2 separate regions of the Mus musculus genome follow, and region 2 is linked to region 1. The links are chromatin loops, found by intact Hi-C in ENCODE. Cell type or tissue: left cerebral cortex. All regions are shown on one strand.

The links. Hi-C counts contacts between places; a loop is a spot of excess contacts. Peaks named below come from ENCODE experiments on the same cell type or tissue, not always from the same donor. Only the 100,000 strongest peaks of a DNase experiment are listed, where the experiment ranks them.
Region 2: a loop joins it to region 1, with 2.0 times the contacts of the local background. A loop is called at or near these places in 3 of 42 quality-filtered maps.

Annotation. Positions count from the first base shown.
Region 1 is chr11:55,603,969-55,611,968 of GRCm38, forward strand. It overlaps Glra1 (glycine receptor, alpha 1 subunit), which reads right to left and starts at 4,230. Exons shown (of 9, transcript NM_020492.4): 1 at 3,710-4,230. The coding sequence starts at 3,765. Gm51862 (a long non-coding RNA gene) reads left to right here. Exons shown (of 3, transcript XR_003949554.1): 2 at 502-574; 3 at 1,368-2,272. In left cerebral cortex, a CTCF peak has its summit at 3,281; DNase peaks (open chromatin) are centred at 3,329, 3,892, 4,400 and 4,682; H3K4me3 peaks cover 1,391 bases.
Region 2 is chr11:55,988,257-55,996,256 of GRCm38, forward strand. All of the region lies in intron 1 of LOC115485826 (a long non-coding RNA gene), which reads left to right. Among named protein-coding and RNA genes, the nearest start is that of Nmur2, 49 kb to the right of the region's middle. In left cerebral cortex, CTCF peaks have their summits at 3,645 and 4,735 (motif pointing right); a DNase peak (open chromatin) is centred at 3,551.

The sequences.
Region 1 (8,000 bases):
CATTTAGCTGCAGTCTTTCATAAGACCATTCCTAAGATAAATTTCCCACATGCCCCTGGCGGGTCCGTCCCAATTTCTCAAGTTTGCAGACGTTATGTGCAGACGTACAATTCCATGTATTGGCCTTGTTCAAACTGCCGGTTGGGAATGAACATATGACATTTCTTTCCCATCTTCCCTAAGCTCCAGAGGGCAGGTGGACTGATTGACAGTTTGGCTGTCCCTGATGCAGACTTGCCTTAAAGGCTTATTATCTTAGGAAAAAGTCCTTGGGCCATTTCAGAAACTTCTAGATGCGTTCTGCAGTACCCCAAAATACAGTGGGAAGGACTCGGGGAGAACATAGATGTTTCCAGGGAGAAAGATCCAGGTGGTTGTCTGCCCTTCTTGATAAGCTTGGGGACCTTTCCAAGAGGGCATATCTTAGGAAAATAGTCATCTATCTTTCCAGAGTGATAGAGACATTAAACAATGTATTTACCATGTTTTTTCTCATCCTAGAATTGACATCCTTATTTTGAGGTTTTGATCAGCTTTCTTAGCAAGGGACTGACACACAGGATCTCAGTACAAGGTATCGTCTATCGGGATGGGAAATGGAAGTGGTACTTAAGGAAAACGTGGTGATCTCCTGGGAGAATCACCCATGATTTGCTTCACGCCTTCCTGTATTTATCCCTTGCTGAAGCTTAAACTAGATCCTTTTCTATTTCAGTGGGACATGCTGGGTATCCTGCCAGGGGTTGTTACCTCAAGCAATCTCGACTTTTTCATTATTGTGATTAGTGCATCAGGGCAGCTGATTAAAAATTTATTTATTTCTATTGTCATTCAAAACTTGGAAAAAATCCTGTCCCTTCACACTGTACCCTGGGGTAGTTTGCAGTGTCCGGAGACGTTTTTGATTGTTGTGATCAGGGAGAAAAACGCTACCGGCAGCAGACAGACTGCTACAACGCACAGGGCAGACGTCATGACAAAGAATTACAAAGATCAAAATGCCGAAAGTGCAGGGGCTGAGAAACATTGTTACAGATTATGACTGTCTGAGTTATTGAGAAGGTGAGGGACTGTTGGGGTTATACTAGTCTCATCCTTGCTATAAGCCTCTGTCAAGACTCCGGGAATCAAAGCCATACTCCCTTTAGTTTAAAGGTGGGTTGGAAAGGGAATGTGTTTGCAGTATTAAGTAATTAATCAAAAATTGAATATTAGTTTTAGCCCCTGTAGATATAAGGCCCTGACCTCTGAGTGACACGAGATTTATGTTATTGGATCACAGGGTGTTACATATTAAATTTAAAACATTAGGCTGTTTAACCTGAATGCAGGGACTTCAGCCAAATTGCTTCCATGTATTTGTGCAGACACGGCTAATGAACACTGCATTGATGCTGTTTCCTCGGACCCCAGCTGCCTTTCCAAGGCCTCCATTCACTTCCTGCATTGGTAGCACGTGAGGCTCCCCCACCACTCACTTCAGCTGTTTTTGTTTGTTTTGCTGTTGATGTTGCTGCTTTGCTGGTTGCTCACAGATGCGATGCAGCACCTTAGGTAGCCCCCTGGTGGCCCCCACGTTTTTTTCTGAAATCTCAAACAGGTGAGTGGCAAGCCTCACTTGATCTAAGAAGGGCCTGAGCCCTGGGAATATACACACTGGCTCACTCTAACTCTTAAGCCTGTCCCTTGGTGAGAAGGAGTAGTTATTCTCATGTAACCTGCAAGGAAGCTGCTGGCCTCTGTTTACCCTCAATGCTAAGGCTCTTTGTATGTCTCACCTAAAATGTAAAAGATGAAAGGATTAGAGACGCAAGTGCCATTTGAACAAGGACATATTCCGTGGTTAACTCCTTTGTGACCCCCTTGGCTTCATCTCTCTGGGAAACTGCAAAGGGTCTGAACGTTAACTCCTGAAGTGGAGTAGCCAGTTCTCTGGCTTCGATAGTGCTGCCGCCGCCACCACAGCAGCAGCAGCACGATCCGGATCTCTCTAGTCATGCCTCTCATTTCTTCATAAGCACAGTGAGTTCTCCATCATGCCCATTGCTGCTCATAGGTGCCTTCACCCATATAGGGGAAGGGAGACTCTGCTGGGCCACCACCAGTTCACTTGCAGAATTAAGACAGTGGAGCCTCACCCTTATCTGAGCGATTACAATGCAGACCTTTTAGACCGATTCTCCTTTTTTGGTGAAAGCTCATGTCTGGGAGAAGAAAATCAAGTATTGCATTAAGAAAAAAAGGAATGGGGGGTGCGTAGAGGACAAGACTCTTCTAGTCCTCCCACCTCATCCATCTTACGAAGTAGGTAAATCTCACAAGGCCTTGGAATGTTGGACTTAAAAAAATATTTGGCTATTTACAGTCTAAGCTGTGGTTGGGACAATGAGATGCTAAAAATTATTTTAAGAGGGCATTAAAAGCTTTAGCAGTGGGTAACCCTGGGAAGATGAACCTTCATCATCTCTAGAGGGAAAAAACGCAAAGAGAGGCTCAGTTTCAGAAATTGTCACTTGGGAGAGAAGGCCTCACTCCTACCACCAACCAATGGATCAGTCAAACCAGCAACTCTTTGCAGTGCAATAAAATCACGTTTACATTCTGTTTTACAATCAGAGAAGATCTTATTTGGTGGTCGTTTAGCTTTTAGAACAAGCGGAGTGGGTTTTTTTTTTCCAAATGCCTATTAACTCACCACAGTGGTAAAACATGAGAAGCAGACGCGCTAGAATGAGGAAGATTAACGATCTCTGCAGAGCTGGGAAGAATATTTCTCAATTCATATAGATGGAATTTATCATCATCTCCTCTGAAGACGGCATGATTTGCCCACTTTCGAAAGGCCTATCTGTTTCAATACTTCCTAAAGATGTAATTTTTCACTTTTCACTTGGACTAAGACAAGAATGCCAAGTCTGTAAGCAGAGAATTAGGAGTCAGTGGGTGGGCGTGGGGAGCCTAGTTATGGCAGCAGATATAGGCATCCATTCATAAAGAAGAACTGCCCTTTGGAGTAGCGGAGGGTCTGTTGTAACAGAGTTTGGAAAGAAGCGTGTATCAGGGAGGAGGGAGTCAAAGTTATAAAAGGAAAATATTTTCTAGCATCTATTATTAAATAGGCCTGATCTGCATTTAAGTTAGGGCTTTGTAAGCTGCGGTCATAACTGCGTTTTTTCCCAGCTCCAAACTACAGAAACCCCTGACCCCGAAGCAAAACAACAAAAAGAGAGACAGAATGCTGTTTTGTGCCCAGCCAGTCCAACTGCAACCTTCCGCGTCACCGCTAGTTGTCACTTCGCTCCCAGACGGGAGACCCGGGGTTTCCAGCACTGCGGTTTGAGAGAATGCGGTCCCAATTAAACTAAAAAACTCACAAAGCTTCCCCTTAAGTCCTCAGTCGAGTGAAGGGTAACGAGCAGAGGGGCTAGGGGGCTGGGGCCCCAATTTTGCGGGGAGTGCAGTAAGCAGACAGACTGCAAAGAACAGGCAAACCGCTGCCGGAGCAACCAGGAGCAGCCACTGTCTGGGACCTACACGCACCAGCCAGACACCCTGCGGGTGGGGGGTGGGGGAAGGAGAGGGATGGAAGGGCCTTCAGCACACAGCACCCCCTCCCCAATTGATGAAGCCGCGGCAGAGTCAGCCTCCCTACTCCTCCTGAACCCCTATTGCACCATAAGGATAGTGGTCAGTATAGAAAATCGCGTACCTGAAGAATACAATGGTCTCCCAAAGGTAGAATCGCAGAGTATTGAAGCTGTACATCTTCCAGATTCTAGTGCTGTAAAGTCCACGAGTTATGGGGGTGCAAAAATGTTTTCGATGGGCACTTACGAAGCCAGAGAGCGCCACTGGGGATAATAATCCAGATGTTTAAGGGGGCAGGGAGTAGAGGGACGAGGTGTCAGAGCCGGGGGAGAATTGCAGCCAGGCAGCTAAGGTACCGCGGACAGCGGCAGTCGTGCAGGTTCAGCACCACGGAGAGCGTCCAGCCCGGCTGCGGGCGGGAAGAGCGCGGCTGAAGCTCTACTCGCTGGAGGCTCCCTGCGGCGCTGGGAGGCACGTTTGGGGGTGGGTATATTTTCTTCTTTTCTTTCTTTCTTTACTCTTCTTCTTCTTTATTTTTACCCTTATTTTCCTGTCGAGATGGCCAGCTCCATGAAAGGAAGAAATCCGTGGGGATCAGAGCCCTGGCCTCAGACCCTTAGACCCGGCTGGCATCTTCTTTCTGGCCCTGGGCTGGCCCGAGGGGTTTTAGGGGTTGGGGGGGGGGGTGGAGCAGGTGACGGTGCTGGCTTCAGTTAGATGTCGGAGAGTGTGCCAGGCTGGCGCATCGCGACCGAGTCCCGGAATCTCGTTCCCCTGCCTCCGTTCCTGTCTGCTGCCGCCTTGCAGTCCGTGTTCTCTGGTCCCCGACGAATAAGTTGGGATCGCTGCAAGAAAGGTGTCCCATTGCTTGGGGCTGCAGGAGCAAGAGAGCCCACCACAACTTTCAGGGGCTGCTGGGGTCCATGGCTTCCCAGCAGGGCTCAAGAACCCAAGCTTTCACAGGCATCTCCAATTTCTAAGCTCGCCCATCTTCTTCTGGCCAGACTCCCTCAGATCTTCAGACTTTCTTACTGCATTAATTTAACAAACTGGCGGCGTAGAGGATGGTGGGGGCGAGGACCGACGGGAGGGGGTGGAGAGGGGAAAATGGGGGGAAAAACTCCTTAGAAGCTTCAAACCCTCCCACTCGGAGTGTTCATTGGCCCGCAGCTGCGAAAACCATATCTTCTCTCCAGGTTCGGCCAATTGCACGTTAGGCTCTGGCTTGAGTTTAACCCTTGGAGTGCTGGCAGAGACCAGCCTCATGCACTTCCCAGGCCTCAGGGTCTTTTCAGGTCTTCTGTCGCTCCAGAGAGGTCATGGAATTTATCTTTTAAGTCTTTCAAAATCCTTACCATGATTTTTTAAAAAATAGCTGTATGTAAGTAAAACACCATGAGCCTCAGTCCAGATGTGCTCAGGCAGACTCAGTTTATCATTTTTTTCATTAATTCGTTTATTCATTTTACATCCCAATTGCAGCCCCTCTTCTTCCTCTCCTCCAAGTCCCACTCTCACACCCCCTCCTCAGAGAAAGGAATGCCCCTTGTGGGTACCAGCTGGCCCTGACCTATCAAGTCACAGCAGGACTAAGAGCATCCTCTCCTACTGAGGCCAGATAAGGCAGCCCAGTTAGGGGAAGGCAGGGAATGGAGTCAGAGACAGTTCCTGCTGCTCCAATTGTTCAGGGATCCACATGGAACCAAGCTTCACATCTGCTACATGTGTTGAGGGCCTAGGACCAGCCCATGCATGCTCTTTGGTTGGTGGTTCAGTCTTTGTGAACCTCCACAGGCCCAGGTGAGTTGACTCTCTAGGTTTTCTTGTGGTGTCCTTGACTCCTCTGGCTCCCTCAAAATTTCCTTATAGTCTTCCACAGGACTTCCCAAGCTCTGCCTAATGTTTGACCGTGGAGAGCTGCTGCACCTGTTTCCATTTTAAAAGGGTCAATGGAACAAGGTCCCTCAATTTTGTTGAAGCACTGAAGGTATAATATTTGAGCCCAGAAGACTTAAAAAAAAAAAAAAAGGTCTGGTAGATAGAGTAAGTCTCTTTCCAGGATTACTGTGGTCGGGAAATTCAGGATTTTTTTTTTAAAGTTTCTAGGGTTAAGGGAGAGCTGACCTGCCTGACTCTTTTGAAAGAGATAGAAGATACACTCTTCCATTGGAACAGAGGACATTTGATTCACATCACACAGGCTGGAAAAACTGAGCTCCAAATTAATGGAGAAACCAAGGAGTGCATGCATGCATCTTTTTCCTACGGCACTCCTTCCCTAATTCTTCTTCACCTGCCTTTTTCTCTACCTTATCTGACTTTCAGAAATGAGATATACATTTCACAGTTGAGCCCATCTGGAGAGGTAGAGTTAATCAGATTTTCTCCCAGCTAGGGGACTTTAGTGGATTAATAGCCTCTGCAGGATTTTCTGGCCTGCTGGAACTCACTGGGGATTCTGGGGACTCTCCGTTCCAATGCTGCCTAGGGAAGACAGTCCTTCTATTTACCCAGCATATTCAGGAATTCCTTACTTGGGGCAATGGTTCTCTGTTCTCTGCAAGTTCAGGTCTTTTCCCAAGCAAAGCTTCCTTTCCCAGCTCAGGATGAGACTAGCAGAACTTCACTCTCTTGTACTGCAGAAGCAGGTGCCAGAAAGGACTCTTTCATGGCTTTCCTACACCAGGGATCTCCCCCCACCCCCTCTCTCCCTCTCTCTCTGTCTCATTATGTTGTCTTGTCTGGCGTAGAACTTAGTATTGGAGCTAGATATGTAGACCAACCTGGCCTTAAACTCACAGAGGTCTACCTGATTCTGCTCCCTGAATGCTGGGACCAAAACCATGCACTACCATGCCTAGCCTAATGAGTGTGTATACTCCCATGTGTATAATTTGTTTTTGATTTGTCTCCTACATTTATTCTAAGTGAACTTGGAAGAGTTTATTTGTATTTATATATTTCTGTTTGCAATTGATTTCTGTCCACATATATTTATGCTATTCATATATGCGTGTTTATGTCACATATATGTATCAATATGTGTCAATGTGTGTGGTGCCCCAGAGACATTAAAACAAGTAAGAAGTCAGCAACTGTATTCTTGCTTCATCTGGCTAGGAAACACTTGCATAGTTGGATATGAATACAATGTCTAGCATTTTCTGTTACTCTTTCCATGATGGAAGTGTGTGTCTGTGTGTGTGTATATGTGTGTGTGTTGCTGATGGTGAGTGTGAATATTTTCCACTTTGTGGCCTATACAAGAGAAGAGAGTGACTATGGCACAAAAGAGAGACAGTTGTGTTCTGCTTGCTATGAGGCAACACTCTCATTCAGTCCACACACGAATTGACTAAGTCCCAGGCATGGGATAAATGGTGGGTCTGAACTCCTGGGGTGTGCAGCTGCTTCTGAGACAAGTGAGCCAGGTAACTAAGGGGCTGCGTAGCTCATTCCTTTTTTCCAAAGAACCAACTCTTTGGTGGATTTTATGTATTATTATTTTTTATACTCAATTTCATTAATTTCTTCCCAAACATCAACTGCTGTGATGAGATGAAAATAATAATTTCAGTGTAGCCGAGGAAACAATCGGCAGAGGTGTCAGACAATCTATAGAACGGTAGAAAATCTTTACCATCTACACTCCAGACAAGAGGCTACTATCCAGAATTTACAAAGAATTGCAGAAAATAAATCCCAAGGAAATAAAACTACCAAACAACAGATAAATGAATAATTGACTAGGCAGTCTTCAAAAAAACAAAAACGAAACAAAACAAAAACCAACCCCCTTCCCCCTCGCAAATAGTCAATAACGGTTTTAAAAGTATTGAGTAGCCCTAACTGTCAGGGGAAGGGAAATTAAAACCACGTTGGTATACTCACCCCAGTCAGAATGGCTATCATCAACAAACCTGACAAGAAATGTTGGAAAGGAGAGAAAAGGACCCTTATTCACTCTTGTGACTTCTGGGGGATGTGAATTAATACAGCTACTGTGGAAATTATTTTACAGATTTCTCAAAAATTAAAAATAGAACTATCACATGACTCACCTATTTCACTCTTGGACATATACCCAGATAATTTTATACTCTGTCATAAAGACATTTGTACCCTGTGTTTATTGATTGTTTATTTACTATAGCAAAGAATTGGAATCAATCTATCTACCAAACAACAAATGAATGGATAATGAAAATTATATATATATAAATATATTTATGTACTATATATTTATAACATATCAAATGTGTATATAAAATGTATATATATAATGTATATTTTGAAAGTTGTTTACTGACTTTCCTGTGGGAGCTATACTTTGTATGTACCCACACACATGCACCTCTCCCATACAAAATAAAAGAAAAAATTGTAATACAATTAAAAAAAAAAAAAGAAGA
Region 2 (8,000 bases), 380 kb after region 1:
TATCTTCTCATAGGGATGCTCTCTGTCTTTCAGTGAGCAATTCACTTTGTTCTTTCATGCTCCAAGGGAAATCTGAACTCAAGCAAGAACTGGCCTCTTTGCCAACTCTGAAATTAGCCCACTTCCTATTCAGAGCATCCTGATGGCCAACACAAGCTCTACTAAGTTCATTTTGATCAGGGCTGGATGGTCCTTGAGGCGTTCCTATTCAGGTGGTATCACCTCTACTCTCATTTTACAAGTGATCAAGACAAGGTTTAAGAGACTTCACTAAGACCCTTGTACAGTGAGTGTAAGCCAGGGTGACTTGAGAGAGACCATGACATCCCACCTATTAGCCTTGCTGCCTGCTTCTAGGAGCAGTATTTTATCTCCAGGACCTTCTGCATTTCAGCTCATTCTACATTCAGAAGATTGCATACGGGCCCATGATAGAGATACAGTGTCAGGTCTTCTCTCTACTTCAATGATTACTCTGAACTGAGAGGCGGCTTTGGCTATGCATCAGTGTGTAAAATAGAGTCTGCAAAATTGCAATCATTAGGAGGTTGGAAAATGAAGGCGCTCCCCAATACAATACTGCAGCCCAGTCAAGGCAGACCTGAAATTATAGACCTAATTATTTTGATTCTTGGTGGTAGGACTTGCTCATGGATATAGAAAACTGGTTTAGCTACTGAGGGTTGGAAGCAACAAGGAGAGGGGAGGAAAACCCCTTGTATGTAGAAGGAATCGAAAAAATGAGTCCAGACAGGTGACACTCCAGGGAGTCAGACAGGGATGGACATTCTTCAGTGGGGCAATTAGTTTGGTGAAGCATGACCAAGGGTAGCTTTATCAGGATGCTTGGTTTTTGTAGCTGCTGATAGGATAAAATACTCTGGCGAAATCAACCTAATGAAGAATGGATTTATTCTGGCTCACATTTCAAGGGTAAAGTCCATCACATCATGGAAGTTACAGCAGCAGGAAATTGAAGCAGCTGGTCACAGAGCATCCAGAGCCAGAAGACAAGAGCAGTGGACATATTCATGCTGCTCTTTACCGCCCTCCCCATACCCCTTACACAGTCTGGAATCCTTGTCCAGGAATGGTTTCCAGTCACAGTTAAGACAGGACTTCCTACAGCAACTAATGTAATCAGGGTAATCCTTCTCAGGCAGGCCCAGGGACACTCATCTCTGAGGTGAGTCTAGATTCTGTCAAGTTGACAGCACTCATCATCATGGGGATCAATCGACTCTCTGAGAATAAAACCTCTTACATGTACATTTTAGATATATTCTACATATGAGAGAAAATAAATATTTTAATTTTATTGGGAAGAAGGTACATAGCGGTGCTTGACTCAGAGGATAAAGCTGTTGCCAAATGACCTTGAAGATGAGAGTTCACATCCTGAGAACCCATGAAAGCTGGATGGGTGTGCTGACTTGTCTTAATCCTACTGTACTCAGGAGGTGGAAATAGGTAAGCTGGTCAGGTAGATTAGCTAGCCAAATTTGTAAGCTCTGGAGTTCAGTGAGAGACCCTACCTCAGTAAATACACTAGAGAGTGATGGAGGAAGATATCTGTTGTCAACCTCTGCCCTCCACATACACATGTGTCCACATACACCCACATGCACCCACAGCTACATACATGCCAAAGAGGAAAAGGATACTTGGTATCATTCTTTAGAAAGTAATCATCATCTTTTAATTAAGAGTCAACATAGCAAACTCCAGATTCACCGAGAGATCCTGTCTCAAAACAAGGTAGTATCAACTGGCTTCCATGTATGTGTACATGCAAGTGTGAGCATCACACACACACACACACACACACACACACACACACACACACACACACACACACACACACACTGTCAGAAGCTGTACAGACTCTCCAATATCCACTGATACTCATTCCACTTTCTTGTCCTAAATAGAAACCAGTGGCTCTGGTCCAAACTACCTGAACAGTCAGTTATAAGACCCCCATTGCCTTCTTTTCCCACAGAGCATCCCATAAACCTTGAACCCCTCTTCAAAGCAGACTACACACTCCTCCCAAGCCATCCTGCCTGTGTTAGTCTGGGATCATCTGTGTCCTTATACTGGGAGATCTGCAGCTGGCCAGTCTTTCTCCTGATCAGTTAAACTTGTTGCAACCCTATTTTGCTTTCATTGTTCCTCCTTTTGTAACAACATTGAATTCATACAGCCTTGGGTATAGTTCCTTGAACAGGAAAGGACTCCACATCAATTGTGGCTTTTACTTTTTTTTGAAACCCGTGCTAAACAGCACAAACGCATCAGCTTTGATGCTCCCTGCATTCTAAGCACCTCTGTTTTGTTTCTACTGTCTTAAAACCACAGGGATCACATCTCCATATCAGATCTTGAGTTCAGCTTTTATGTCTTGACGGGTGTGGGAAAGCCTGAGGCAGGATCTTGCTGCTTAGCCCAGGCTGGCCCAGAGCTCACTATGTAGCATAGACTGGCTTAAAACTCATGATTCTCTTTCCCCTGCCTACTTAGTACTGGGCTTACAGGCATGGGGCCCAGCACCTAGGCTTCATCTTCTATTTCTAACCAGCAGCAGGAGAAAGGCATCTAATAGAAGTCACTGACACTGCCTTAGTTTTCTGTTGCTGTGAAGAGACACTATGACCACAGCAACTCCTATAAAGGAAAGCATTTAACTGGGGTCTGGCCTACAGGCTTAGGAGTTTAGTCTATTACCAGCAGACATGGTGCTGAACGAACTGAGAGTTCTCTACAGCAGGATCCCCAAGCACCTGAGTCTAGCTTGGCTACTGAAACCCCAGCCCCCCCCCTTCCCCCGCCCATCACTTCTTCCAACAGGGCCACACCTACTCCAACAAGGACAAACTTCCTAATTCCCTCTCAAGTAGCACCACTTGCTAATGACCAGGCAGTCAAACAGATGAGCCTGGTGGGGGACCATTTCCATTCAAACCACCACAGGCACTTTCTCTGTGTGTAAAAGTTCACATAAATTAACCCATTTAAACACACAGGGTGATCTATGGTGTAAGCCATTTCAAAAGAAACGGAAATTCAGCAAGAGTCAGCCATTGACAAAGGTTTCCCAGCCTCATAAGCTGAAAAGTCAAGTCGAGATCACAGGGTTCCAGGGCTACACTCTGTTGTTGTTGTTGTTGTTGTTGTTGTTGTTGTTGTTGTTGTTGTTGTTGTTATAGAGTGTCTTTCCTTACCTAACGGTGGCTTGATGTGGCATCGTCCTGGATATCTGCATTTATCAGTTATCTTTAAAAGTTACAGTGTTTATGACATTTAGAGAGTCTGGTCATTTCAGGTTTCAAAATTCTCCTCTTGGAGTATCTCCCAGGACTTTGCAGATACCGGCAATCAAAACCCTCTTTCCTGTTACCACTCACCCCCATCAGGAGGCTGGCTCATTGACTCACTCAGAGCTGGTTAACACCAGCTCCAACCTCAGGAGAAAATAAGGCTAACACCTTTATAGAAAGTGAACCAGCCTTCCCTGCAAAAGGCCCCGAGCTGCGTTTTGGAGCATCCAGGAAGCCCTTTAAGTAAAAATGCAATTTTAAAACCAGATCTGTGGGCATCCTTCCAGCTTTCTGCAGCTCACCAGCATCCCCTAGTGGCTTAAGGCTGCAAATGCAATTGGGCTATGAATCTTGGCTTTGGGGTGGGTCTTAACAATTACGCTAAGGACAGTTCTAAGTGCCCAGATACCCAGTCAGTATTATGCGGCATTGGTTCAGAAAAACAAAATAATCAAGCCCGAAATTCTGGGCGTCGTGGAGACATTAAAACAGGGTGCGAGAGTGTGTGAAGCCAATGATCTGTGACCCCTTAACTTTTCCTTGACTCTGCAAGAGGCAAAATAGTTCCTACCTATGAGGGGTAGATATAAGAGTCAAATGAATTTTTACATAGCTCCTGGAAAGGGTTAATCCTACTGAGCATACAAGTAATTTGACACACAACACTGACCATGGGGGAGACCCTGCCCAATCTTGGGTACCACAGGCAGGGTTGAGTTGTGTCTCCCTGCCTCCTACAGCAACTAATTTGTTGAAGCAAAGCCAACATACTGAAGGCCATGGGCCAAGAATGGCTCTAAAAGGATTAAAATATTGGGAAGATGTGGAAACCAAGCCTTCGTTGGAAGCCACAGCCCCTAGACTTCTTGCCAAGAGACAGAGCCACAAAGGAATTAATTTGCCTCAGAAGGAATGGTCGTGACTAAATGACTGTATTGAACCCTAAGTTTTTAGCCCATTGACTTCCGTTTGCTGGAAATCAGAGCTGCATGTGCTGGCTCCCCAGTCCTATTGATTGATCCCGGCTGCTTCTTGCTCTTGTCATTCACTTCCCCTACCCTCTGTATGCTGTGCTCATTTCCATGACTTGGCAACCAGGTTGGACAGATGTGCTGATGGCCAGGCGAACCTTCGACATGCCTCACTGACTGAAGATCCTGGCCCCAGCTGAGTGACAGGTGCCATCTCAAGGCTCTTGGTGCTGGCTTAGCCAGAAAAATCTGTTTGGGAAATTTGTTTTCTTCAAACAAGCTCTGGAAATAAAGGACTTTGGAAGTTCTTTGGGATGTTTCTTGGTAGCTGTGCTGAGGGATGGAAGAAAATATGTTTTGAGCTTCAGTGTGTCCCAGCATCAGCTGTATAGTAGCTTGAATAGGTGAAGCCCACCTTAGGTGCAGATGGTTGGACACTGAGCCCCCCAGTAGGTGGTGCTGTTTGGGGGAGATTGTGGAACCTTTAGGAGGTAGAACCTCTCTCCCCATTTCTCCCTCCTCCCCGACCCTTTGGTGTTTGCCCTCCAGGCTCTTGCTGTTCTGGACAGTCCACCCAGGTGGAATCTGAATTCTTTACTGCTTGTGGGTAGCTCATTTTATTTCTCATATTTTGAGGATCTGCCATGCCACCTTGAATTCTTGCCTACTTGACTACTGAATTCTTCCTATGTCTAAATATTTAATTGTTCCACATGTGATACAATGTCTTGGTTTGAACAAGAACATCACTTGCCTCTGCAGAGAGTGGCCTTTGGTCTCAGCTTTAGGAATCACTGGCATGGTATTGTCCCCAGCCAGGTGGAATCCTCGCAGGAGCACATTTCTCAAGTGTGTTGGGTGCGCTTGGTCTTTAGAGGGGAAGCCGGCAGAACATGACTAAATTAGGCAGATAGGCACTTTATCCTGATGTCTCAGGTAAACCCAGAAGAGTGATGGTTAAGGGGGATGTGAGTTGCAACCCAGGCCTTTAGGCTATGGAGGAACTGCTTCAACTCTGACACTCTCCTTCCTCATTCATACAATTGGGTTGCTTCCAGAGCCCTGCTGTTTGAGTTAAATGAAGTCATATATATTACACACTTGCTAAAGGGCCTGGCACAGGGTGAGCGGAACACAGTTAAAAACAGCCCTGGGTTTTTATTCCATTCTAGAAAGGGGACGATGTGGAACTGGCTGGTAGGTAGGTTAAACAGACAGAGAGGAACTCTCTCAGAAGTTTTATATATATATTACTAATGGGCCTATGTGCATAACATTAAAAGGATTTTCATTATTCTTTGATCTGAGTGATTAAATTACAGATAACTTTAAAGCTGGAGAGATGACTCTGGTTAAAAGCCCTTGTTGCTCTTACAGAGGACTGCAGCTCAATTAGGCAAGAATTCAAGGTGGCATGGCAGAGCCTCAAAATATGAGAAATAAAATGAGCTACACACAAGTGATAAGAGTTCAGATTCCACCTTATCCTTGTCTGGTGACCCACAACTGCCTGTGGCTCCAGCTCTGGGAGGATCAGACACCTTCTTCTGGCCTCTGTGGGCACTGAACACATGTGAACTTCACATGCATGGTGCTAGCTAGTTTTATATTGATTCAACACAAGTTCGAGTCATTTTGGAAAAATGGATATCAACTGAGAAAATGTTCCCACTAGATTAGCCTGTGGGCAAACCATAGTGCATTTTCGTGATTGACAGTTGATGTGGGAGGTCCACCTCCCTGTGGGTGGTACCACCCTCGAGCAGGTGATCCTGGGTTGTATAACAAAGCAAGCTGAGCTTTGGAGAGCATGGAGAACAAGTCAATAAGCAGCATTCCTCCGTGGCATCTGCTCATTTCCTCCCTCCAGGCTCCTGCCTTGAGTTCCCTCAGTGATGGAGTGTGGCCTCAGAGTTGTAAGCTGAAGTCAACTCTTTCCTCTTCAAGTTGCTTTTGGTCATGGTGTTTTATCAAGGCAACAGAAACACTAAGATACACATATGCAGAAATAAAAAGAAATCTTTAAAATTCCACATAATTTTATTTGTTTATAGCCTATGTAATTTCTAGTGTAACATGCAATGAAATGAAAAAATGCTAAGTGTAATGAGCTTTCTGTGCTCTGATGGTGGTTTGTTTCTTAGACCTTCAGTGTGTGTGCGTAGTGTGTAGTCTGCAACAGTATCAGCTACAGAGATGAGAAAGCCCTGGGGAGCCCTGGGAACACAGCCATCAGGCAAGGCTACTGTAGCCCCCAGAAGGACAGCATGCTCTCCTTTCACCAGTGAGAGGATGCATCCCCGTGTCCAGCCTTGACTCTCTGATGGTTTAGTAACTTTGCCCCAGGCTGTAGTAACTTTGGTCCACATGGAGACAAGGGAGAGCCTCCACAAATCAGCCACAGACTAGTTTCAACCAGATACATTTAAACCTTACAAGGGTTGAATTGACCATGCAAATTAATTCTGTCCAGGAAATAAGGAAAGAATCTGGCCTGTGAATGCACGGAAGAAAGAAGTCCTTCTGCTAAACTGGAAATAGACACTTCTCAAGCACTGGCTTTCTTATCTGTTCAGTTAACTGATCGTAGCTCCCCATGCTCCAGGCCCGAGGCTTTGTTCCTGAGCCAAGGGAGGCTGTCTCACTTCATCTGCCTTTTGCTCCAGAGAGGCTTCTGGGCTTTTTAGACCAGTATATAACTCCTGGATACTCCTCCAAGGATGGCTAGGAGTGTCAGCATATTAGAGAGTGCAATTGACATTCATGCTGGGTCATCTACAGGGTGTGGAAATCTACAACATTATTGTGCTTTTGAGAGACTCACAGTGTGTGTGTGTGTGTATGCCTACACATGTGTGTTCAGTTCTGTCCTTTAGTCTCCACCAGGAGTTGGTTCTTGGATATTGATACCCATGAATGCTCAAAGCTCATGTGTAAAATAGCATAGCCTTGACATTCATCTTGCCCCAAGCTTTGAGTCATCACTATGGCACCAACATAATGACAAGGTCACTAGATTGTTACTATACTATGTTATTGAGAGGGGTTCTTCTTTCTGTTGCTGTGATAAAAATACACAGAAAAAGTAACTTTTTGTGCAAAAGAGTTCATTTTGGTTTACAGTTCTAGGTTACAGTCCATCTTGGTAGAGAAGTCAAGGAAAGAACTTCAAACTGTCACAGCACATCCTGTTGAGAGCAGAGAGAAAAGAATGCATGTGCATTTGTTTCCTTGTGATTGGTTAGGGTTTTCCACTCTTAAATTCAGGATCCTCTGCCTAAGGAATGCTGCCACTCACAATGGGCTGTGTCTAAACAACATAAATTAACTTAATAAGAAAATACCTCATAAAACATGCTCATAGACCAAGCCAATGTAGACAATTCCTTACTGGGACTCTTCCCAGGTCATTCTATGTTTTGTAAGGTAGACAATTTATGCTGATCTTCACAGGAAGTAATGACAAGGAAAGATATATACAATCATTATACATATATATATACATATATGTATATATATGTATATATATATATATATATATGTATATATATATGTCAGACTATGAAGAACGACAATGCCCCAGTATGGAGAAATGGTGGGAGAATGGAAGACTGCACAGTGTTTGGAGTCTGTGGCATGCAATGACTGTATGTCATTGTACCTCTGTGAATTTTGTGTAGTACCCAGTATGTGGCAATCTCAACTTCCT